3 separate regions of the Homo sapiens genome follow, and all the other regions are linked to region 1. A link is an interaction called in ENCODE POLR2A ChIA-PET data of the cell type or tissue named here. Cell type or tissue: GM12878. All regions are shown on one strand.

What was found. Peaks named below come from ENCODE experiments on the same cell type or tissue, not always from the same donor. Only the 100,000 strongest peaks of a DNase experiment are listed, where the experiment ranks them.
Region 2: POLR2A ChIA-PET joins it to region 1 with 5 read pairs; 2 of 35 experiments call an interaction of 5 or more read pairs at or near these places.
Region 3: POLR2A ChIA-PET joins it to region 1 with 8 read pairs; 2 of 35 experiments call an interaction of 5 or more read pairs at or near these places.

Annotation. Positions count from the first base shown.
Region 1 is chr2:47,895,161-47,903,160 of GRCh38, forward strand. The region is part of intron 1 of FBXO11 (F-box protein 11); the gene reads right to left. Among named protein-coding and RNA genes, the nearest start is that of FBXO11, 7.3 kb to the right of the region's middle. RefSeq lists a silencer at 6,799-7,068. In GM12878, no CTCF peak of the experiment used is centred here; a DNase peak (open chromatin) is centred at 3,352; H3K4me3 peaks cover 4,169 bases; H3K27ac peaks cover 3,500 bases.
Region 2 is chr2:48,265,051-48,273,050 of GRCh38, forward strand. The region is part of intron 2 of LOC102724008 (a long non-coding RNA gene); the gene reads left to right. Among named protein-coding and RNA genes, the nearest start is that of FOXN2, 46 kb to the right of the region's middle. In GM12878, no CTCF peak of the experiment used is centred here; no DNase peak of the experiment used is centred here.
Region 3 is chr2:47,813,616-47,821,615 of GRCh38, forward strand. It overlaps FBXO11 (F-box protein 11), which reads right to left. Exons shown (of 23, transcript NM_001190274.2): 14 at 6,747-6,841; 15 at 5,341-5,463; 16 at 5,164-5,249; 17 at 176-252. Among named protein-coding and RNA genes, the nearest start is that of MSH6, 34 kb to the left of the region's middle. RefSeq lists enhancers at 2,216-2,285, 2,446-2,495. In GM12878, no CTCF peak of the experiment used is centred here; no DNase peak of the experiment used is centred here.

The DNA of each region.
Region 1 (8,000 bases):
GCTCACATATGCAAAGAAAAAAATGCAGAAAAATAAAAAGGAATGCTCACAGTAGCACTACTCCTGACATCCAAACACAAAAACAATCCTATGTCCATCAACTGTAGAATGGATAAACTGTAGTATATTCATACAATGTAATACTAAACAGCAACAAGAATGAACAATGAAAAAACTAATGCTACAAGCAGCAATATGGATGAAGCTCACAACAAATATTAAGGGAGAATTCTGTCAGACACATAGGAGTACATACTGGGGGGTTACATTTACATAAAGTTAAGAAACAGGCACAAGTAATCCAAGCAATCAGAAAGATGGGGTTGGGAACAGTGACTAGGAAGGCCCTTCAAGGGGGACACTTCTGGGATACTAGTAGTGCTTTATTCCTTGCTGTAGGTATTTTTGGTTACACAGATGTGTTTACTTCAGGAAAAGTAATCAAGCTGTACACGGATGATTTGTGCACTTACATATTTCAATTACAAGATTAGCAGAAATTATTTCCACAATTTAAATAACTATATAGTTTATGTTGTTGTTTTTTTTTGAGACAGAATTTCACTCTTTCACCCAGGCTGGAGTGCAGTGGCATGATCTGGGCTCACTGCAACCTCTGCCTTCTGGTTTCAGGCGATTCTCCTGCCTCAGCCTCCCGAGTAGCTGGGATTACAGGCATCTGCCACCATACCCAGCTAGCCAATTTCTGTATTTTTAGTAGAGACAGGGTTTCACCATGTTGGCCAGGCTGGTCTCGAACTCCTGACCTCGTGATCCACTCGCCTCAGCCTCCCAAAGTGCTGGGATTGCAGGCATGAGCCACCATGCCCAGCCATAACTATATAGTTTTAAATGTATATAGCCCATTTATATTTTAAAAACTATAGACTGTTTCTAATTCAAACAACTATTGCTAACACAAATGATTCATACATACTCTACTTCTCTCCCTCACAATCCTCACCCCAAAATTAGTCTTTTGAGTATTTTCTAAAAAGTGAAACTTTAAGAGAAAAATTTAAAAGTCAGAAAAAGATCAGGAAAAGAAATAAACACGTAATGTTAAGTGATTCTTGCAGGAATCCTTTACTCTCCCCCTCCCCCAATACTTTATTTGCCTCTGAAGAATCACTCCTACCCGAAAGATCTTTCTCCAAATTGTTTCTTTTCTTTTTTTTTTTTTTGAGACAAGGTCTTAAAACTCTGTCACCCAGGCTGGAGTGCAGTGGCTCAATCACAGTTCACTCTAGCCTTGACCTCCCTGGCTCAGATGATCCTCTCACCTCAACCTCCTGAGTAGCTGGGACTACAGGCATGGGCCACCACCCCACAGCTAACTTTGTATTTTCTGTAGAGACGGGGTTTCGCCATGTTGCCCAGGCAGGTCTCAAACTCCTGGGCTCAAGCGATCCACCCCACCCAGCCTCCCAAAAAGTGCTAGGATTACAGGCATGAGCCACTATGCCCCGCCCAATTGTTTAATTTCGCTTCCCTCTTTTACTTGGCCTAAAATACCAAAATTTGACAAGTTATCATAATCAGTCTCTTAAAAATGCAAATGTCTTTCAGAGAATTAATGAAGACATCAGTCATTCATATGTAAGTGTGAAGTAGTATAGTGGCTACTTTTATGTATTGCTGACCTTATATGAAATAAAGTGAGTGAGTCTATAATTTCCTTTACCATAAGAACACTTTGCTAAAAATACTAGCTTTCAAAATATAGTGCCTTACTCCAACTTCTATTTCTCTCAACAAATCTTCTTTGATATTTCTTCTTTACTATGATAGAAGTCTGGAAAGACTCCTACTTTTCATTTGTTAAATTTTATTCACTTCTAATTCCCTTTAAAGCTTGTTTTTTTCTTTTTTCAAAAAGTTATGACCAATTATGTGGGAAGAAACAATAACTAGTAACATACATACCAAAGTTGTCCATCTCAATATATAACAAGGGAATAAAAAATAGTTACATGCTCTTCCTCTTCCCCATCCCCTTTCCTACTAAGTGTTAGAATCTCATAAAGCCACATGTTCTTATATACAGTATGTTAATATACTATGAATGGAAGATAGAAAAATCAATGCTTGGATATAAAAAAGAATTATTGTATCTAAACCCAAGTAGAGTTGGCAAATCAGCAAAGGCTAAACTGATTCAAGTCAGTTGGTTACACTACAGTAACACAGACACCAATATCAAAGGTTAAACCCACACAGTGGCCAGTTAATTTCACACTAAAGAAAAACTTCTGGTCGGGTGAGGTGGCTCACGCCTGTAATCCCAGCATTTTGGGAGGCTTAGGCGGGCAGATCACTTTACATCATGAGTTTGAGATCAGCTTGGCCAACGTGGGGAAACCCCGTCTCTACTGAAAATACAAAAATCAGCCAGGCATGGTGGTGTGCACCTATAATCCCAGCTACTCAGGAGGCTGAGGCAGGAGAATCACTTGAACTCAGGAGGCAGAGGTTGCAGTGAGCCAAGATCACACCATTGCACTCCAGCCTGGGTGACAGAGTGAGACTGTGTCTTAAACCAAAAAAAAAAAAAAAAAAAAGGAAAAGAAAAAAGAAAAATTTCCAACAAAGATTTTGCCACAATTCAACTCAACCATCTGGAAAAGGAGTGTTGTTCACTAGGAAAAAAGAGTAAAAATGAGATTATCACTATTATCAGAAAAATAACTAAAAGTACATATTCTTACTCCATTTCTAGCCTTCAAATAATCTCTAAGTATGAGAAAATACAAAAGCTCTCTTCACACAAAAAAAAGGATGAATGACACCTCTTCTCTCATGAGATGTGAAAATATTCCTTAATGTTTTTTAAGGTTTAGTCACCACATGGAAGAAAACAATTTTCTCCCCTTTTTGAACATAGCCCCATGATCTTCATTTGTTAAAAAGAACAAAACATTTAACAACGGGGTTTTTAGAAACTGGGAGAGCAAGCAATTAACATACTGAACTCACACTTGCTTTAACATGCTATCTTATTCGGGGTGTTTAAAAAACGTTTTAAATGCAATTAATGCATTCATTTTCAAAGGAAAATAAACATTTTTGATATTTGCCTTCAACTGAAATAAATCATGTAAAGGAAGTTAGTTGGTTTCATTTCTCTATTTTCTAAGGATTAAGTTTAAGCACATTTTTTATGCTAACCAAACATATATAAAAACTCCAAGCTACACATATAAGAAACACACCAAACCATGGTGAGAAAAGAATATTTAGTCCACAAACCAGTCAAAATTACCACTGAAATCTAAAACTAATTTAACGCACATTTTTCTCCTTCTGAAATAGTCCAGCCTACAACCATGAGCTAAAATCAGTTAATACCCTTTATTCATAACTTATGAGTAATTCAGGGGAAATCTACCCTTCTTTGTATAATGAGTGCTTAATGATCTCATCAACACACTGGAAAAACATGCTGGTCAATCAGTAGAGTCTCATCTTGAGACAAATCTACATGAGAGGTAAAATTATAATCAGAAGATTACTTGAAAAATGTGAAACCAGATAAGTCAACAATCAATAGCATCAGACTAGTGCAGCCATCTCCAATAGGACAGATGGTATAGAACAGGGGACAGATCTGCTTCAAGGGGCAGGTTATTGCATCCCCTGAAAGTTATACAAACATTCTGCCAAATGTATTTTGGTATCTTTCCTTGTTTATAGAAAGATTAGGTGATATAAATCAATTTTGAAATTTTTTTGCTACTTACTATGCATCTTCATTGTTGTATAGCTGAGCCTCTACTTCTTCATTTATTAAAAAAAAAAAGTAATAAAATCTCTTACAGAATTGGTATAAGGGGGCCAGGCACGGTGGCTCATGCCTGTAATCCCAGCACTTTGGGAGGCCGAGGCGGGCGGATCACGAGGTCAGGAGATCGAGACCATCCTGGCTAACATGGTGAAACCCGGTCTCTACTAAAAATACAAAAAATTAGCCGGGCGTGGTGGTGGGCACCTGTAGTCCCAGCTACTCAGGAGGCTGAGGCAGGAGAATGGTGTGAACCCGGGAGGCGGAGCTTGCGGTGAGCCGAAATCGCGCCACTGTACTCCAGCCTGGGCGACAGAGCAAGACTCCGTCTCAAAAAAAAAAAAAAAAAAAAGAATTGGTATAAGCTTCAACAAATCAGTTTCTCTGAGGTTGTAACAAGTCATACAGATTGAATTTTATCTCTTGGGTTTAATTTTATATACAGCTGATACAATCCCTTACTTTTTATATTTAAAAGACCTATCATTTATTAAATATCTATCATGTGCTAGGAACTTTACTATCTCTCATCCTTACAAATGTTCTATAAGGCAGGTGTGATTCCCACTTGAAAGATCACAAAGTAAGGCTCAGAGAGGTAACATTGCTCACCAAATGTTAAATAACTAATCAGATGTGTAGTCAGGATTAGAACCCATATCTAGCTAGCTTTAACTCTGAGCTCTTTACATCATACTGTCTCATTCCTTATAGTGTATCTTCATAATTTTATTTTCACAGGGTAGCAACTACAATTTGGGGAATACTTTGCCAACAAAGTCACATACTATAATTCTGTGGAAGATAAGAATATATTTCAAAGGTCTGATAAATCAGTGAATTGGAAGGTCTAAAACAGAGTAATACTTCAAAGATAAGTGGGACAAGACAGAAACAAAATAAGAGTAACTTTAATATCAGGGATAAATAGGGGGACAATAAAAGACCTCATGTTGAAATAGCTCATTACTGTAAACTGGTTATTTTCAAAGTTAAAACAAACGGTGGGGGGCGGGGGGACTTGAGAAAATACTCAAACTAGGGGTTCTCACTAACAGATCAGGAACTACTTGTGGTTCCTGCCTTACCTAGTAGGTCTCCAAGCTGGTTGGCCTTCTCTTGGGTTTGTCAGAATTTCCAGTAAAGGGAGAAAAGCAGGATAAGAGCTCTTAGGCCTTATCAGCAGAGCTCTTAGGCCTCATCAGCACAACTTTAACACTAATAGCAACACTACTCTGTTTCTATCCCTCAAGTAAGTTCCAAGCTTTAAGAAAATAGGCTCTTTTTACAGCTCCCATACTTCCTGCCTCCAAAAGGTTGAGTGGCACTGTCTCCTCTCATGGGATACATTTGGAAGGGTTAGCCACCAGATGACAGAGTAGTACCCCACAGTACTTACTTCCTAAAACAGGAAAAATCATGTTTCTTGTGCAGAACTCCTCTATTAAGACTGCACAGGATCCATGAAGTTAAAATATCACATGCTAGAACAATGCCACAGAAAGTATAACTAGCATTCCTGACTAGAACAGCAAGGAGTGTCTCCTGGCTGCTGCATATTATAAATATACAGCTCATTCCTCATCAGTACAGTGTCGAGAAAAAAGTATATACACGTATATATACACACGTATACACACATATATACGTATATACACACGTATACACACGTATATACACACGTATACACACACGTACGTATATACACACGTATACACACACGTACGTATATACACACGTATACACACACGTATACACACACGTGTATATATATACACGTATACACACACGTGTATATATATACACGTATACACACACGTGTATATATATACACGTATACACACACGTGTATATATATACACGTATACACACACGTGTATATATATACACGTATACACACACGTGTATATATATACACGTATACACACACACGTGTATATATATACACGTATATATACACACATATATATGTATATATATACACGTATTTATGGAATTGCAGGGTTTTTAAAAATTGAAATCATTCAGTACGTATAATATTACATAAAATATTGCCGGTGGGGAGATATATATATTTATGTATATATATACACACGTGTGTACATATATACACATATATATGTATATATATACACACGTGTGTACATATATATACATATATATGTATATATGTACACACGTGTGTACATGTATATATATACACACGTGTGTACATATATACATATATATGTATATATATGTGGGTACATATATATGTGTGTCATAGATAAGATTTTTATCCCACAAATATGGGATTAGAGAGACTAGGTTTTTATTCTACAAGATTAGCTCAGAGTAGAAATGAATAGCAAAATCTATTAATGCATTCATTAAATTTCTTGAACTATAAATATCACAATTAGATTTTCAGCACTTCAAAACAGTCCTGTGACTTTTCCAATAACTAGAAAAAAAATACATCTATTTTCAAAAACTCCCATGTCAAGATTATTTCCAGAACCCAAATTCATCTTTTATTAAAAGGTAATAAATGAGAAACTAATAACAGTTATTAGATTCCAGGTAGAAGAATTTAGTAGCTGGAGGCTGATGTACGAAGGGGACTTCTGAATTTTAAACTGTGGCAATATTACCTATTCAAAGTAATTAATTTTATTTTATTTATTATTTATTTTTTGAGATGGAGTCTCATTCTGTCACCCAGGCTGGAGTGCAGTGGTGCAATCTCAGTTCAAAGTAATTAATTTTAACAACTAAAATCTACTGATGAGAACACACAGCACTTCTGTAGACTTGTAAGCTTTCCTCATACTTTGTAATATCTAAAAAAATTACAAAATACATTCCTGCAGTAAAGACAATAAATTCATCAGAACGGGCTGCAAAAGCTAACTCCTTCTAGAATTTTAAAACAAAACAAATATCAAAAATCCAATCCCACACTACTGTTTCATTAAATCATGGACTATATTACCGAATTGTCACTGCGTAAAATACAGTTTTTATTTTTGAGACCGAGTCTTGCACTGTGTCACCTGGGCTGGAGTGCAATGGTGTGATCTCAGCTCACTACAACCTCAGCCTCCCGCGTTCAAGCGATTCTCCTGCCTCAGCCTCCAGAGTAGCTGGGATTACAGGCGTGAGCCGCCATGCCTGGCTCATTTTTGTATTTCTAGTTAAGACGAGGTTTCACTACGTTGGCCAGGCTGGTCTTGAACTCCTGACCTCGTGGTCCACCTGCCTCGACCTCCCAAAGTGCTGGGATTACAGGCGTGAGCCATTGCTCTGGGCCTGTAAAATACAATTCTACTAGTACATGAAATCCCAATCTCAGGAATTTAAGAAATTAAAAAAGCTAATGATTAGGCTAGTATTTAGTCTTAGGATAGCTGATCATTTCAGCTAACGAGTGAACACAATAGTCCATGAAATACCCAGACCAATATTTCCTTACGTGGGGTGTAAGAAATGCTCCCCCATGGAAAGCTTTGAAAAATCCTCAAAGATTTTAATCTATAGGGTCTAGTTTCTTTCTTCTTCAAACACTGGCCATTACAGATAAGACAAAGCGTATATACACACACACATAATGTATGTACAAACATGTATATACACAAATATACCCACATACACACACACATACACATACACACGTGTGTATGTAAATATATTTAAAAGTGGTGTCAAGGAAGTTTTTATACCAATTAACCTGTGGGCAATGAAGCAGCTAAAGACCATTCTGACAGACTTTTTGCCTGAAAACATATTATACTGTAACTATTTTATTACCACTAAAGAACCTGAAATGCATCTTTATATAAAACAAATGATTTTATATACAGTCTGAACTAGTTTGTCTCAAAACAGCGAGTCTCACTTTGATTCCCTATCTGGAAAGTTGTCTGATCCACTATTAAGTAACTCTATCCAAGATCCTAATGCAAATGTTACATATCCATTAAGAGTTAGTAAAAGGTTAAAAAAAAAAAAACAAAAACCACACATACATTCTTAGCTTTAGTTCTTTAATTATCCTGTAATAATTAAACCCAGCATATTCCTAAACTAGCAACAACAAAATCCCTTTCTTTCCAAACTAGAAAGTGACACTTTGCGTGCTCCATAAAACTTTCGAAATAGAGTATTCTTAGTTAACTTCTGATCATTATATGAATCGGACATTTAAAAAAACGTAATTAAAATGTCAATTTTTCAAAGA
Region 2 (8,000 bases), 370 kb after region 1:
TGTCCTTTTTCCCCAGCCACAGTTTTTTTGCGTTCAGCTCTACTGCAAAAAAAAAAAAAAAAAAATTTAGAGGCACAAGGGAGGCATTGAGAGAGATGAAGAGAATTTTTTTTTTTAATGACTCTGACAGTAAATGATTCTTTCTGGGGGCATGCGGATGCTTATGTGTCCACCCCCAAACTGCTCTTACACATCTTCAAAGAGGCCCTCAGAGAAGGAGAAGGGGGTCTGTGGGAACAAGATAAGGGAGAGAAAAGGTTCAGAAAGGAGAAGTTCTGATGACAGCCTTGCCCTTGACAGCAGAAGAGAAGATATCTACATTTCTGGGTAACAGATAAGGATAAAGTTGAACACCATGTCAGGTTTTTTTGGAGACTTTGTACTTCCCCATGTTGTTATTTTTGTTATTACCTTCTGTTTTTCCATGATAATTAGTCCCAAACGAAGCCCTTAAAATGGAAAGGGTCAGTGTATTTATTTTGGTGCACAGCAAGAAGGGAGTATATCCCACCCTACATTCACTCTTGAAGAAAAATGAGAACCAAGAACTTGAAAGTTTAACTGGGAAGTCTGAGAGTTCCCCAACAATCCTTAGAGCAATGCAAACCTCCTCAACTCCAAATGCTCCATGTTTTAACGTGACCTTTCCTTTCTTACCCTTAATCCAAACTTCAATGTGGGTAAAACAGGAAGAGAGAGTACCTGGATCACCATGGCAAAATCGGAGAAGGCGTCACAGAAGAGGAAGATACGTATGCGCTTCTTAATGTGGCATCATCTCTAACAAAATACTTGCATAATGCACATACATCAGCCACAGTGCCTGGGTCAGCCTCCACGGTATCTTCAGGGCAAGCATCACTTTCCATTTCCCAAAAGGAATAGCTACTTTCTATTTTGTTTTTGGAAAAGGAAGGTAGGGCAGAGTGAGCCCTAAGAGAAACATCCAGTGGAAACATGTTTTAGAGTCTGCTAGATTCACTTCAGAGCCCGTGATTCTCTTGCATGTATTCCTGAAAGTGATTATATTAACCAGACACAAATGGGAAACATTTTACATTAATGACTATAGCTGTGTTCCCTTTATCTTGCCAAAGAAAGTGTCTATATGTTTTCCTTTTATTCTGTTAATTATTCAGCATCAATGAAAAGTACCCTTGCAAAATTTTTTTACCAAAACCAGGTTTCCTATGTCACTTTCATACATAATAGGAAATGAAGACCCTGAATCAGCCCATCAGAAGCAGGAGATCCCTTTCGTCGACCTTCTCATTCCATCTCTATGCTGGAGCATTCTTGTGACCTAACCATATTGAAACTGCCTTTGCAAAATATGACTGAGACAGTGAAAGAGGTATAACTTCACCAATTCCATCTTGGTTCTAACCTCCAAGCTCTCCTTGATCATTCCTAGGCATAGGCTGAACTAACTTTGGGAGAAACTTAGTTTATAGTTTACAATTTAAAACAGACATGGTAACAGCCCTTTCCTAAAGCAGGCCTCCTTCTTGCCTGGGAACTAGATTGCCTCCGTAGGACTAACATTAGCCACAAGATTAGAAATTATGGTTTAGGAGTCACGCAACTGGAGGCTATAAGATTCTGACCCTCCCTAAACTGCTCCTAAGATCAGTGCTTGAGATATTTTGCAGACCCTGCACTTGATGGATCAGCTGGCACTACCCAGATCAATAAACTGGCTCATCTGATCCTGGGTGGCCCACCCAGGAACTGACTCAGTTCAGGAAGACAGCTTCAACTCCCTGTGATTTCATCCCTAACCAATCAGTACTCCCGGCTCCCCCCATCCACCAAGTTGTCCTTAAAAACTGCTCCAGAGTCTCGGGGAGACTGATTTGAGTAACAATAAAACACCAGTCTCCCGCACAGCGAGCTCTGTGTCAATTACTCTTTCTCTATTGCAATTCCCCTGTCTTGAGAAATCAGCTCTGTCTAGGCAGTGGGCAAGGTAAACCCCTTGGGTGGTTCCAAATTGTTTACCTTCCAGTCTTCTAGGATGACCTACCATACACATCCTCAAGAGTCTCTTGAGTAGCACCCATTTCCTTCTCTAGCTTCCCTTCCCTTTGCTTCTTGGGTTTGGGGCTGGTGGCTGGAAGGAATTAGGAGGCTATAGCCTGTTTTAGGGTAGAGTGCAGTAGAGTAGTGGTTATGAGGGTGGCCTCTGCAGTCTCACTGCCTGTATTACAATCCTTGTTTCCTCCACTTAACAGCAGTGTTGCCTTGAGCAAATATCTAAATTCCCAAAGCCTATAAAATGAGGATCACAAACCCTTAACATAGCCAGGTTGACAGTGGCACAAACCTGACTTCTGCTAAAATAACAACTAATAATCCCAAATTGGGTACCCCACTTACACTTGTCAGTAAAGACAACTGACAGCCCTAATCCTGAGTGGGCATTCCACCTGAGTGGGAAGACAACACTTCTAAGCAGCCCAGCACTTATATAATATCTAATCAATAAAGCCAGATATTGCCAGCCAATAAGAGACACTCTAAGACTTGGTTTTTTAATATAGAAGAGAGCTAGTTTGTGGTTTTAGCTTTAGAAGATGTGGTAGCCAACCCCAAGGTGGCCCCCCAATGATCTACACCTCCAGGTATTCATGCCCTTGGGTAGTTCTCTCCTACATTGTGTCAGAGTTGGTCTATGTGATGGATAGAATATGGCAGAAATGATGAAATGTCAATTACAAGGTTAAGTTACAAAAGACATTGTGGCTTCTGCCTTGCTTTCTCTTGTACTGCACTTTCTCAGGGACGCCCATTGCCATGGCTTGAGGCCTAGAGAAGAGGCCCATGAGGCAAGGAACTGAAGTCTTCTTCAGTCTTCCTACATCCAGCAAGGAACTCAGGTCTTTTCAATGAGTGCAGTCAGCTACCACTCTTGCCAAGAGCCATGAGTGTCTGTCATCTTAGAAGCCAATCCTCCATCCCAATCAAGCCTTCAGATGACTGCAGGCTTGGCCAACATCTTGTCTACAACTTCACGAGACACTGTAAGCCAGGAACGTTCAGCTAAGCTGCTCCTAGATTTCTTACCCTTGGAAACTGTGAGATAATAAATGTTTGTTGTTTTAAGCTGCTAAACTTGAGGTAACTTTTGGGAGTACCCAGCAATACACAACTAACATAAAACACTTTATCTGTCTTTTTTTTTTTTTTTTTTTTTGAGACGGTGTTTCGCTCTGTCCCCCAGGCTAGAGTGCAGTGGTGTGATCTCAGCTCACTGCAATCTGCACCTCCCAGGTTCAAGTGATTCTCCTGCCTCAGCCTCCCAAGTAGCTGGGATTACAGGCATGCGCCACCATGCCTGGTTAATTTTTGTATTTTTAGTAGAGATGGGGTTTCACCATGTTGGCCAGGCTGGTCTTGAACTCCTGACATCAAGTGATCCACCTGCCTTGGCCTCCCAAAGTGCTGGGATTACAGTCCTGAGCCACCACGCCCAGCCCACTTTCTCTCTTGAACCCCAGCCCCTAGGGCCAAAACTCCACTGTATGCCTGGTCAACAGTAAAATAAATTTCCACTCAGATCTCACACTGTGGCAATAATATGCCTATTTCATCAAGTTGGGAGGATTAAGCAGATAGTGCATGTGAAGTGTTTAGTACGAGCCCAGTACATGGTAAGCACTCAACTAATGCTATTTACCACTATTATACAGAGACATAGGCCTGTGGGTGGTTTCTCTGGCTCTTGGTGTCCAAGAGGCTTAAGGCACAGCATAATTAATGAGGACTTAGAGCTCAGGGGACAGGGAAGGAAATCCGAATGGATCTTCCCCACTCCTAGTAGCTCAGAGGGAGCAAGCCTCCAGCTGCTACAGCCAGGACTCCCTTCTATGCGGGCAGAAGGAACAGGTCAGAGAAGAAACATCCCCTTTTCTTGGTCCCTCAATTGACAAAGCAGTATGTAAAATGATAGAAAAAATGTACCAAGTGAGGAAAGGGAAAGAAACAGGAAGTTAAGGTAGGAAAGTTATCTTCATCTGCTTCTTGATTTTGCCCTGGAACTACCTCGTTTATTTTCAGCTTTCCCTGGGCCAAGCAGAATCTGTGCACAACCATGCATTCTAGAGCTTAGGACAAAGCACAAGTCTACTGTCTAGCATCTGCCTGTGGCCTAGGCCATCTCCGGTATGTATGGGCTGTAAGAAAAGTGGTAGGCTCTGGGGGTGCAAGTCAGGAGGTTTATTACTGGATCATTTATTGTCAGGGGAACCATGCCAGAAGGGAAAGGTAGTTGCTTGGAATACAAAGAACAAAGTGCAGACTCTGATCTGAAAGTCTGTCAATCCATGTGCCAAACTAAAGTAATTAGGCAGGAAATAAACTGAAGAACAATTGAGAGCCAAGAGTGGTCAGAGACAGACTAAAGTAAAATGGGTCACTTGGAGCAATCATGGAATTAATTTGGTGAATGTTGTTTATATGCTGAAGCCATTATTGTTAAATACACTAAATGTAAGCCTCACAATTTTCATCTTTTTGATCACAGTTATATTCCTAGTACCTAGATCAGAGCCTGGCGATAGTAGGTGCTTCATAAATATTTGTTAAGTGAACGAATGAATGAATGAATGAATGAATGCAAATGTGATTCAACACAGCTCGAGAAGTTGGGGTAAATTTAGAAAGACCTATTATTTAAGTATACACACAGATTTATTTTAATTTATACAGTTATGATTCACACTTTTTTTAGGGACAATCTCCCATATAACTCTGTAGCCAATGTGCATTATGCATTCTGCTTGGAGACTTGGTCAGGTTTCAAGTTCTTCCTGACTAAAAACTTTGAGTTCCACTCACCAGTTAGACAAATTAGAGTGTTCTAGCTTTGTGGGCTATGGAAATAGAAGGGAGAAACAAGCTGGCTGTTACAAATATGTCATATGAGGAAATTATAGTTTGAATTCACTGGTCAGTACCAACATATTAACAGAATTAATTGTCCTTCAAGGGTTGTAAGCTGCCATATCTTTAAGGGGTAGAAATACTCAACTAGCTGTCTAACATATGGGCCCCCAAATGATCTACTCTTAGAGAAACTCATTTGATGAGACCAACTGTTTCTCAGCCTAAGACTCTCCAGGATCACTGCATTTCTGTTGTTCCATTTGTATGAATAAACAAGAAACCTAAGAAATGTCTATATTTTCTCTGCTCTTCCCAGGCTGGACTAGAGATGTGAACTCTACTTGTTTGACAAGAATCCTTTACTCTCTACCTTTAGGACTTTCAATCATTTCAGAAATCTCTTGCTCAGTAAACAAATCTCTCTTTACAAGGAGATAATGCAGCACAAAGTTCAGCTCAGAGTCTATGCAGGAAAGACTGCAGTTACCCATCGATTGTCCACAGTCGACTTGGTTTGAGCTTCCGCAGAGCTCAACTTGGGAACAGTACTGTCACCTGGAGCCATTCTGTGCTGAATGACAGCCATCTGCTTTCCATGTGCCCTTTCTATTTGGACAAATAAAAATAATCACCCCACATGACAATCCATAAATTCATAGTTCTTCAAAGACACTTAGCCCCACTTCTGAGTAGTAAGACCTCTGACAGCAATTCTTTGGGTATCAAGAATGGATCACCTAGAGCAAACCTGCGAAATATTGAGAACGTGCATTTCTAACAAGAAAAATGCTCTTGATTCCTGTTTTGGAAACTTTTATTTTCCCATCTGTCTGTAATTGGATTACTCAGATGATGCACAAAGAGTGAGTGAACAATTATTTACATGAACCCTGGCTTAAGACCCTAAATTCTGACCATACTGATACTAGTTTAAAATAATATATGATTTGTTATAATCCTATTATTATTCCTATTCATAACATGTGTCCTTATCTTCAAAGATAATCCACTATTGAAATATTAGGGATTTGGGAGTTGCGGATAAAAGAAGTGAATTAAATTCATTCATTCAACAAGTATTATTGTACCTACTATCTTGGCCTGATACCCCTGCAGTGGGATGCAGGGGTGATTTTATATTTATTGAGGGCCATCCTTGTGACTTTCCCACTTTCATCTTCATTCAGAAGATACCTGTGTCTTTGTAGCTATCTATTAATTGATTTATAACATTATATGCAGCACTATACCAATGTGCACTATAATTACTTTTTTAAAGGTGGAGTTTTATGACTCTTATATTGTGTGCATCATGAAGTTTGGACAGTTAGCCTGGAACAAATATATTCACTTTTTTAGTTCTCCTTTCTGTCAAAGATTATTTTGTCAAAACAAATATAACAAGGAAAACACATATTTTGAGAATCAGTCTTACTGTTATTACAGTGCTGTAAAATTTGCCACTCAACACTACTGATGACCTAAATAACAACAGTTGAGAAGCAGCCAGAGTCCCAGGCTTCCCACATACCACTATTGCTTAGACAAATAAAAAGCACGTGGTGAGAAACTTCCAGCATCAAAAAAGAGAATCAAAAGCAAAGGTTTACAGCTTTGATGCTGTCTTGCCTTTGAGAAATCCCTCCAGAGGACAAACGGCACTGGGGTGACTACTGTTTAAAATAAAAGTCTTCCTAGAACCACTATGAATGCAGTGAAAAGAAACAGACTTTAATATACACACATAGCTGGGCGTGGTGGTGCACGCCTGTAGTCCCAGCTACTCAGGAGGCTAAGGGTGGGAGGATTGCTTGAGCTCAGGAGTCCAAGGCTGCAGTGAGCTATGATGGTGCTACTACACTCCAGCCTGGACAACAGAGCAAGGCCCCAACTCTAAAATAAATAAATAATAAAAATACACACATACATATGTACATCATATACATATATGCACACATATATGCACACACATATACGCACACATATATGCACACACATATGCACACACATATATGCACACATATGTATGCACATATATGCACACCTATGTATACATATATGCACACCCATGTATACACATATATGCACACCTATGTATACACATATGCATACATATATGTATACATATATATGTATACACATATACACACATATATGTATACACATATATACATATATAACTATATTATATAAAGTAGTATATGTCTGAGGGAAAGTAATGGGAAGAAGTAAGGGAACCAAAGGGAAACCGTGTGTGAACTCCTCCCACCTCAGGACTTTGAAAGGTAATACTTGGCTTTTTGAAGTAAGCACCTCTCTGAAGGGGACAGTGATCAGAATGAATTCACACCTGGTGAGCCTGTTTTGTTTTGTTAGCATAGCACTAAGCAGCAGAATATGCTGGAAACTTTCTTTGTACAAAGTGCACCTTAACTTCTGCAACTGCTGTGAAGTTGGTCATTTTAGGATTCATAATTTGGAAAAGAAAATGAAAGTACCCTGGTGTTTTTACTTATTCCAACCACTAAAATGGAAGTTTCATGAGAGCACAGATGTGCTCACAGCTATGACCCTACATCTATAAATTGATGGTCCTTAATAAATATTTGTCAGTTGAAGGCCAGGCACAGTGGCTCACGCCTGTAATCCCAGCACTTTGGGAGGCTGAGGCAGGCAGATCACTTGAGGTCAGGAGTTTGAGACAAGCCTGGCCAACATGGTGAAACCCCATCTCTACTAAAAATAGAAAAATTAGCTGGGTGTGGTGGCACGCGCCTGTAATCCCAGCTACTCAGGAGGCTGAGGCAGGAGAATCACTTGAACCCAGGAGGTGGAGGTTTCAGTGAGCCAAGATCGCACCACTGCATTCCAGCCTGGGTAACAGAGCAAGACTCCGTCTCAAAAAAAAAAAAAATTGTTAGTTGAATAAATGGAGGAAATGAAGGATCAATCAATGAGATCAATGAGTATTGAGTGCTTTCTATATGTAATGGAGAATACAGGAATAGAAGGCCTAATTGCTGCCTACAGGAAACTTTGCAACCAGATAGAGACACAAAGTTAACCACCATAAAGTGATTGGAAAACAATGTTCAATAGTAATAATGACAATA
Region 3 (8,000 bases), 82 kb before region 1:
AGAGACAGGGTTTCACCATGTTGGCCAGGCTGGTCTTAAACTCCTGACCTCGGGTGATCCACCCATCTCGGCCTCCCAAAGTGCTGGGATTACAGGCGTGAGCCACCGTGCCCGGCCTAGAAGGTGTATTTCTAAAGTTTATTAACACAGAAAAAAGATGACAGATTAAACATACCAGAATTATAAACTAGAATTCCACCATTCTGTCCTCCCCAGATTTTGTTGCGTCTAATTTTGGGGTTGCTTCCAGTCCTGTAAACAGAATAGACAATAATACCATTTCAATAGCTTCTACTCCCATATCTTCATGTTACGTGAGGTAAACAGTGGAGAAATCCACATAAGTCACTTAGTAAGAATTAACTATACAATGGAGTCCAAGATGCCCTGAGAAGAAAGTGGTTTAATTTTGCTTAATCCTGTATTTCCCACAGAACATACTTTACTACAGATTATTATTGTAGAGTTTCCTAACATGTAAACTAAATGGGGTTATATTAAGTGACATATATTCCCCTCATATGTAAAATGAAGGACTGAATTACAGGCATGCCTTGGAGATAACTGCAGGTTCCGTTCCAGACCACCATAATAAAGCGAGTATTGCAATAAAGAGAGTCGCATCAATTTTTTGGTTTACATTATACTGTAGTCTATTAAGTATGCAATAGCATTTCATAAAAAAAAGCACATACCCTAACTTAAAAATACTTTATCGCTAAAAAAATGCTCATAACAATCTAAGCCTTCAGGGAGTCTTTTTTTTTTTTTTTTTTTAAAGACATGGGGTCTTGCTCTGTCACCCAGGCTGGAGTTGCAGTGGCATGATCATAGCTCACTGCAGCCTCGAACTCTTGGGCTCAAGCAATCCTCCTGCCTAAGCCTCCCGAGTAGCTGGGACTACAGGTGCACACCACCATGCCCAGTTAATTTTTGTATTTTTTGTAGAGATGGAGTTTTGCCATGTTGCCCAGGCTGTTCTCAAACTCCTGGGCTCAAGTGATCCACCTGTCTCAGTCTCCCAAAGTGCTGGGATTACAGGCATGATCTACTGCACCTGACCAACTGGCAATCTCTTAAAATAAGACAATTAAGTTTGCCACATAGACTGACTCTTCCTTTCACGGAAGATTTCTCTGTAGCATGCAATGTTGTTATAGCATTTTGCTCACAGTAGAATTTCTTTCAAAATTGTTGTCAATCCTTGCCAACCCTGCTACTACTTTATTAACAGGCTTATGTAATATTCTAAATCCTTTGTCTTCATTTCAACTATGTTCACAGCATCTTCAACAGGAACAGACCCCACCTCAAGAAAAACCACTCTTTGCTCATCCGTAAGAAGCAACTCCTCATCTGTCCAAGTTTTATCATGAGGTTGCAGCAATTCAGTCACATCTTCATGTTCCATTTTCTAATTCTACTTCTCTTGCAATTTCTACCACGTCTGGAATTAGTTCCTCCACCAAAGTCTTATACCCCTAAAGTCATCCATGAGGGTTGGAAGCAACTTCTTCCAAACTCCTGTTAATTTTTTTTTGTCCTGGCCATAAAAACGTTTATTTTTGTATTTAGGTTTGATGAATGAACATCCACGCAGAAATGTGATTGGACACAAAGGATCTGGCCTAACGGTGATGGACAGAGTCGGGAAACCCAGCAAAGCCGCTCTGTACAATTCCCCTTCCCCTGGGTATCCCCCTCGGGAATGAGGATCTTCCAGGGAGAAGGGAGAGAGTGACCTAGCTAGGTTTTATGGCTGGGTTTGAGAGAAAGGAATTCTAGTTTCTAAGACCTGCTTTGAGGAAAAGGAATTCTGGTTTCTGGGACTCAATTTGGGGGAGAAAAGGAGGCAGGAACCAGGAGGGAAGGACAAAGACCTGGCTTCTGAGGCCTTCCAGTCTCCTCTGGGTCAGAGTAGTCCGCATGCCAAGGTGCCATACTTCGGGGTTTAATGAGCCCTGACAGCAGGTCCTTGCAGATTTCACAGGTAACTTGTGATCCAAGTAACTGGCTTTCAGACCCCCAATTTCAGAGGACTTTAGCAAAGCCTGGTTGAAATTGGCCAAGTGTTAGAAGAACCTCTTCAAAGCTGAAATTCATAGAGTTCTTCAGCTGAGGGCGTAAGAATCCCAGATGTAAGGTTAGCGAGAGTTAGAAGTTCTGGAGTCTTCCCCGCATGCCCCAGCTCTTGAGCATCAACGGGCCAGAAGCTCACAATATCTGATCCTCCTGTGGCTCAGCAGGGATGTGTTTTAGAGCAGCATGTTCAGAATGAAACTGGCGCACTTAGTCAAGCCTCGAGGGCCTTTTGAAGCCATGCATGGCCCACGCTGGCCTCATGGGAACACAGGTGCTCCAGCACCCGATGTGTTCACGACTAGGTAGGGGGAACCTTCAGCCCTGAAAACATCCCCCTGCTGTCTAGATCAGCCTGCCCCATGGCCAAGGGCGGTGAGAACCCTGGCGACCCCTTGGGTTGCACCTCTGCCAGTACTACAATTTTGCACTTTGTGGGCAGAAAAGCTCAACATTTGGCTCAGGGCATAACTGCAATTTTTTTTTGTTTTGTTCTGTTTTTTGAGACAGGGTCTCACTCAGTCATCCAGGCTGGAGCACAGTGGTATAATCATAGCTCAGTGCCGCCTCGACTTCCTGGGCTCAAGCGATCCTCCCACCTCAGCCTTCCGGGTAGCTGGGACCACAGGCGCATGCCACCATGCCTAGCTAATTTTTTCTATTTTTTACAGAGACAGGGTTTTGCTATGTTGCCCAGGCTGATCTTGAACTCCTGGCCTCAGGAGATCCTTCCACCTCAGCCTCCCAAAATGCTTGGATTACAGCACTTTTTCAGATCTCCTCCCAGGAATCATGAATGTTCTTAATGAAATCTGGAATGGTGAATCCTTTCCAGAGGTTTTCAATTTACTTTGCCCAGATCCATCAGAGGAATCACTATCTATGGCAACTACTGCTTTCTAAAAAGTATTTCTTACATACAAAGACTTAAAAATTGAAATCACTCCTTGATCCAGACTGTGGGATGGATGCTGTATTAGCAGGCGTGAAAACAACAATCTCCTTGTGCATCTGCATCAGAATTCTTGGGTTACTGGGTGCATTGTCAATGAGCAGTAATATTTTGAAATATTTTTTCTGAGCACTAGGTCTCAGTGGACTTAACATATTCAGTAAACTGTACTGTAAATTCATGTGCTATCATCCATGATTTGTTGTTCCCTTTATAGCGCACAGGCAGAGTAGATTTAGCATAATTCTTAAGGGCCCTAGGGTTTTCATAATGGTAAATGAGCACTGCCTGCAACTTAAAGTCATCAGCTTAACTAACCCTTAACAAGAGATCAGCTTGCCCTTTGAAGTCAGGCATTGACTTCTCCCCTCTAGCTATGAATGTTCTGGATGCATCTTCTTCCAATATAAAACTATTGAGTCTACACTGAAATCTGTTTAGTGTAGCCACCTTCAACAATGATCTTAGCTATATCTTCTGGGATAACTTTCTGTAGCTTCTATCTCAGCATTTGCTGCTCCACCTTGCACTTAGCTTTTTTTCTTAAACCTCATGAATCAACCTCTGCTAGCTTCAAACTTTTCTTCTGCAGCTTCTTCACCTCTTTCAGCCTTCATAGAACTGAAGAGAGTTGGGTCCTTGCTCTGGATTAGGAATTGGCTTAAGGGAATGTTGCGGCTGGTTTGTTCTTCTATCCACATCACTAAAACATTCTCCATATTAGCATAAGTCCATTTTTTTGTTATTATTTTATTTTGCTTTGAACCCTGAGAAACTAAGCAATAAGGTTGTTTTGCTTTGCTTTATCATTCATGTGTTTACTGGAATAGCATTTTTAATTTCTTTCTAGGACTTTTCCTTTGCATTCACAACTTAGCTAACTGGACAAGAGGCCTAGCTTTTGGGCTATTCAGCCTTTAGACATACTTTCCTCACTAACCTTCATCATTTCTAGCTTTTGATTTAAAGTGAGAGATACGCAACTCCTCCTTTCACTTCAATACTTATAGAGGCCATTTGAGGATTACTAATTGGCCTAATTTCGATACTGTTGTGTCTCAGGCAATAGGGAAGCCTGAGGAGAGGGACAGAGATGGGAATGGCTGCTTGGTGGAACAGTCAGAACACACACAACGTTTACAGATGAAGTTTGTTATCTTGGGCGCAGTTAATGGTGTCCCAAAACAATTACAATAGTAACATCAAAGATCACTGATCAGGGTGGGTGTGGTGGCTCACGCCTGTGATCCCAGCACTTTGGGAGGCTGAGGCGGGTGGATCACCTGAAGTCAGGAGTTTGAGACCAGCCTGACCAATATGGAGAAACCCCATCTCTACTAAAAATACAAAGTCAGCCAGGCATGGTGGCACAAGCCTGTAATCCCAGCTACTTGGGAGGCTGAGGTTGCGGTGAGCCGAGATCGTGCCATTGCACTCCAGCCTGGGCAACAAGAGTGAAACTCCGTCTCAAACAAACAAAAAGGATCACTGATCAGAGATCACCATAACAGACATAATGATAATGAAAAAATGAGACACAGAGACAGGAAGTGAGCACATGCTGCTGGAAAAAAATGGCAGAGAGATCTGCTCAACACAGTATTGCCACAAAACTTCAATTTGTGAAAAAACACAGTATCTGTGAAGCACAATGAACTGTAAAGTGTAATAAACAGAGGTAAGCCAGTATATGATCATTAGTACTGCTAGAATTCCAAAAACTTAAAATATTAGAGGGGTATCAAAAACTATTAATTTTACAGAAATAGCATAAAACAGAAGCTTCATTTTATTGAGTGCCAATGATATGCCAGGCATAATGCACAAGTATTTTAACACAGACTTCCACTCTCCAAGTATGAAGGATCATATTGGCAGCTGATGTGACTCTCATAGTGGAAAGCAGAACGGTGGAAGTGAGCTCTTATGGCACATGTGCCAGTGGCTTCTGTCCTCACCTAGACCAAGGAAAGCTACATTCTGACAATTTAAGTCAAGATTATTTTAAGAATGTGAATATATATACAATAGGGGGATAAAGATTGGGCATTAAACAATAAGCAAATTTCTTTTACACACCCCACATACTCCTAACTCCCTCCCAAAAGATAGCCAAATATGAAAACATTTACCTTATCTGAACCCCTGAATACATATGATTATAGATATCATTGTCTTCTAGCACTCCATGTCCATTGTCATAAAAATAAACACCAACCTAAAATTTAAAAAAAAAAAAAAAGCTTTTTCAAGGGACAAGTATTTACAAAACAATGTATTTCCCATCCAAGAGTCCAGGCTAATCCTACCTGCTTGCCACTGTGTATCCGGTTTCTTCTCAGTACTGGAGTGCTGCCAGTTGTCACCCAGACTCCAGCTAGAGTGTTACTATAAACTTCATTCTCTTCTATTACTCCTTGTCCCTTTTCATGCTAAATGAAAGTTACACTGGTTATAATATTTATCTTCTATAAGCAAGGCGTTTATAGTCTGTTACCCCCTTTATAGACAGTTAAAAAATTTTCCATTTTTGTTTTTTCATCCGAGTAAGGAGGTAATGGCAATATTCTTTTGTTTTGTTTTGTTTTGAAATGGAGTCTCGCTCTGTCGCCCAGGCTGGAGTACAGTGGCGCGATCTTGGCTCACCACAACCTTCGCCTCCCATGTTCAAGCAATTCTCTGCCTCAGCTTCCCAAGTAGCTAGGATTACAGGCGTCTGCCACCACGCCTGGCTAATTTTTGTATTTTTAGTAGAGATGGCGTTTCACCATCTTGGCCAGGGTGGTCTTGAACTCCTGACCTCGTGATCCACCCGCGTTGGCCTCCCAAAGTGCTGGGATTACAGGTGTGAGCCACCGCGCCCGGCCAACATTCTTTTTATGTAGCCTCTACCTGAGTTTTAAGCTTTCAAAAATTTTATACTGTTCTTTAAGTGGTTTTATACTTTTAATATCACAGTAATAGTAGTAGTAGCATTCAATTTTCTTTAGCAAAAGAAATTAATTCACCCTAGGATGTGTAACAAACTGACGACCTCTCATTTAGTAATAAATTAACAGTTACTTCAAACCTATTTCTCGAGAAATCAATTCAAAATGATATGGCTTCATGTTCCCAAAATTTTTACTTTTAGCAGGTAACTGAGGACATGTGCATCTCTAGAACCATAAATGAAAATTAAAAGTAATGCCTTGCATAAGGACCTTTTTGAAATTTCCTACATTTTCTTACTTGAATCAGTTGCAAAATTTTAGATACCATGAGTGAAGACGATTAATACACAGGTTTCAAAATTTTGAAAGTTATTATATTTTAACATAAATTCAAATGAAAAAGTGGCAGAACTTCAGTGACTCATACAGTAGTCATACTCGTAAAATTCTGGTGTAACAAATATAATAGACTGCAAATGAACTGCTGCTGAGGCTAGCCCATATTGCCAATAATAAAGACTTTAATAAAAAGGTGTTTCTCTTATGGCTAAATTTAGTCAGCTGCTGAGTAAATTTTACATAATTAAACACAAACTTAAAATCAGAAATCATTAAGATACTGGCAGGGAGAAGAAGAACGTTATTTTTGTCTAACTATTAAAGACAGTCACAAATTCATACCTCAAAAGTTGAATATGGCCTACCTAAAAGCTTGAGGAGAAACCCTTTATCCCCCTGGTTTTGATGCATGAGTTTATAGGGAACTATATACATTAACTTACCACATAAATCCCACCATGCTGGCCATCATGAATTTTGTTATGCCGAACAATTGGACAACTGTTTGTCCTAATTTGAATTCCTGCTAATGCATTGCCTATTTAAAAATAAAAGTTACAAGGTCAACATTTGTGAGCCTAGAGAATACAGTAAGGATTTTACATTAGGTAGTGGTTAAAATTCTTACACTAGAATTTTAGTGACCATTACAAGACAAAATTAAGAGAACTAGAAGTGTAAATAGATGCAGAGAGCTGCAGGCAGTATAGTATAGCTATGCTATAGTTGTGGAGCCGAGCTGCCACATTTTGAATCCCAGGAATTCCACTTCCTGTGTGACCCTGAGTAAGTAATTTAACCTCTTTGTGCCTCTGTATACTGATCAGTAAGTATCTTTGTGCCTCTGTATCCTTATCAATATTTAATGGTATCTACCTCACAGTGTTGATGTGAGTATTATATGACTTAACTCAGGTTAAGATGCTCCGCAGAGTGCCTATACTTAGTAAAGCTTTATGTAAGTATTAACCAGGTTAGAGTTACCAGAAGCGAAAGCCCAGGCACATATTGGTGTCTGGCACACAGATATCTACTGATTGTTTGCTGATTTAATGTTCCTAAAACTTTAATGAGGAATAAATATTTTCTTTCTCTAATTAGCACAAAGTATATTAAACTACCACAGAAACAATTAACTATTAAAAAACAGAGTGAAACTATGGAAACTGCAGATATTCCTTGGGACTAAGGTCTTATTTATATTTTCATCCCTGGTATCTGGCATACTGCCTGTGAATACATACCACAGAATAATCTTTATTAAGCATTTAGGCCAGGCGTGGTGGCTCATACCTGTAATCCCAGCAATCTGGGAGGCTGAGGCTGAAACAGGCAGCTCACTTGAGGCCAGGAGTTCAAAACCAGCCTGGCCAACATGGCAAAACCTGTCTCTATTAAAAATGCAAAAATGGCCAGGCGCGGTGGCTCACACCTGTAATCCCAGCACTTTGGGAGACCGAGGCAGGCAGATCACAAGGTCAGGAGATCGAGACCATCCTGGCTAACATGGTGAAACCCCGTCTCTACTAAAAATACAAAAAATTAGCCGGGCGTGGTGGCGGGCGCCTGTAGTCCCAGCTACTTGGGAGGCTGCGGCAGGAGAATGGCGTGAACCTGGGAGGTGGAGCTTGCAGTGAGCCGAGATTGCGCCACTGCACTCCAGCCTGGGTGATAGAGAGAGACTCCGTCTCAAAAGA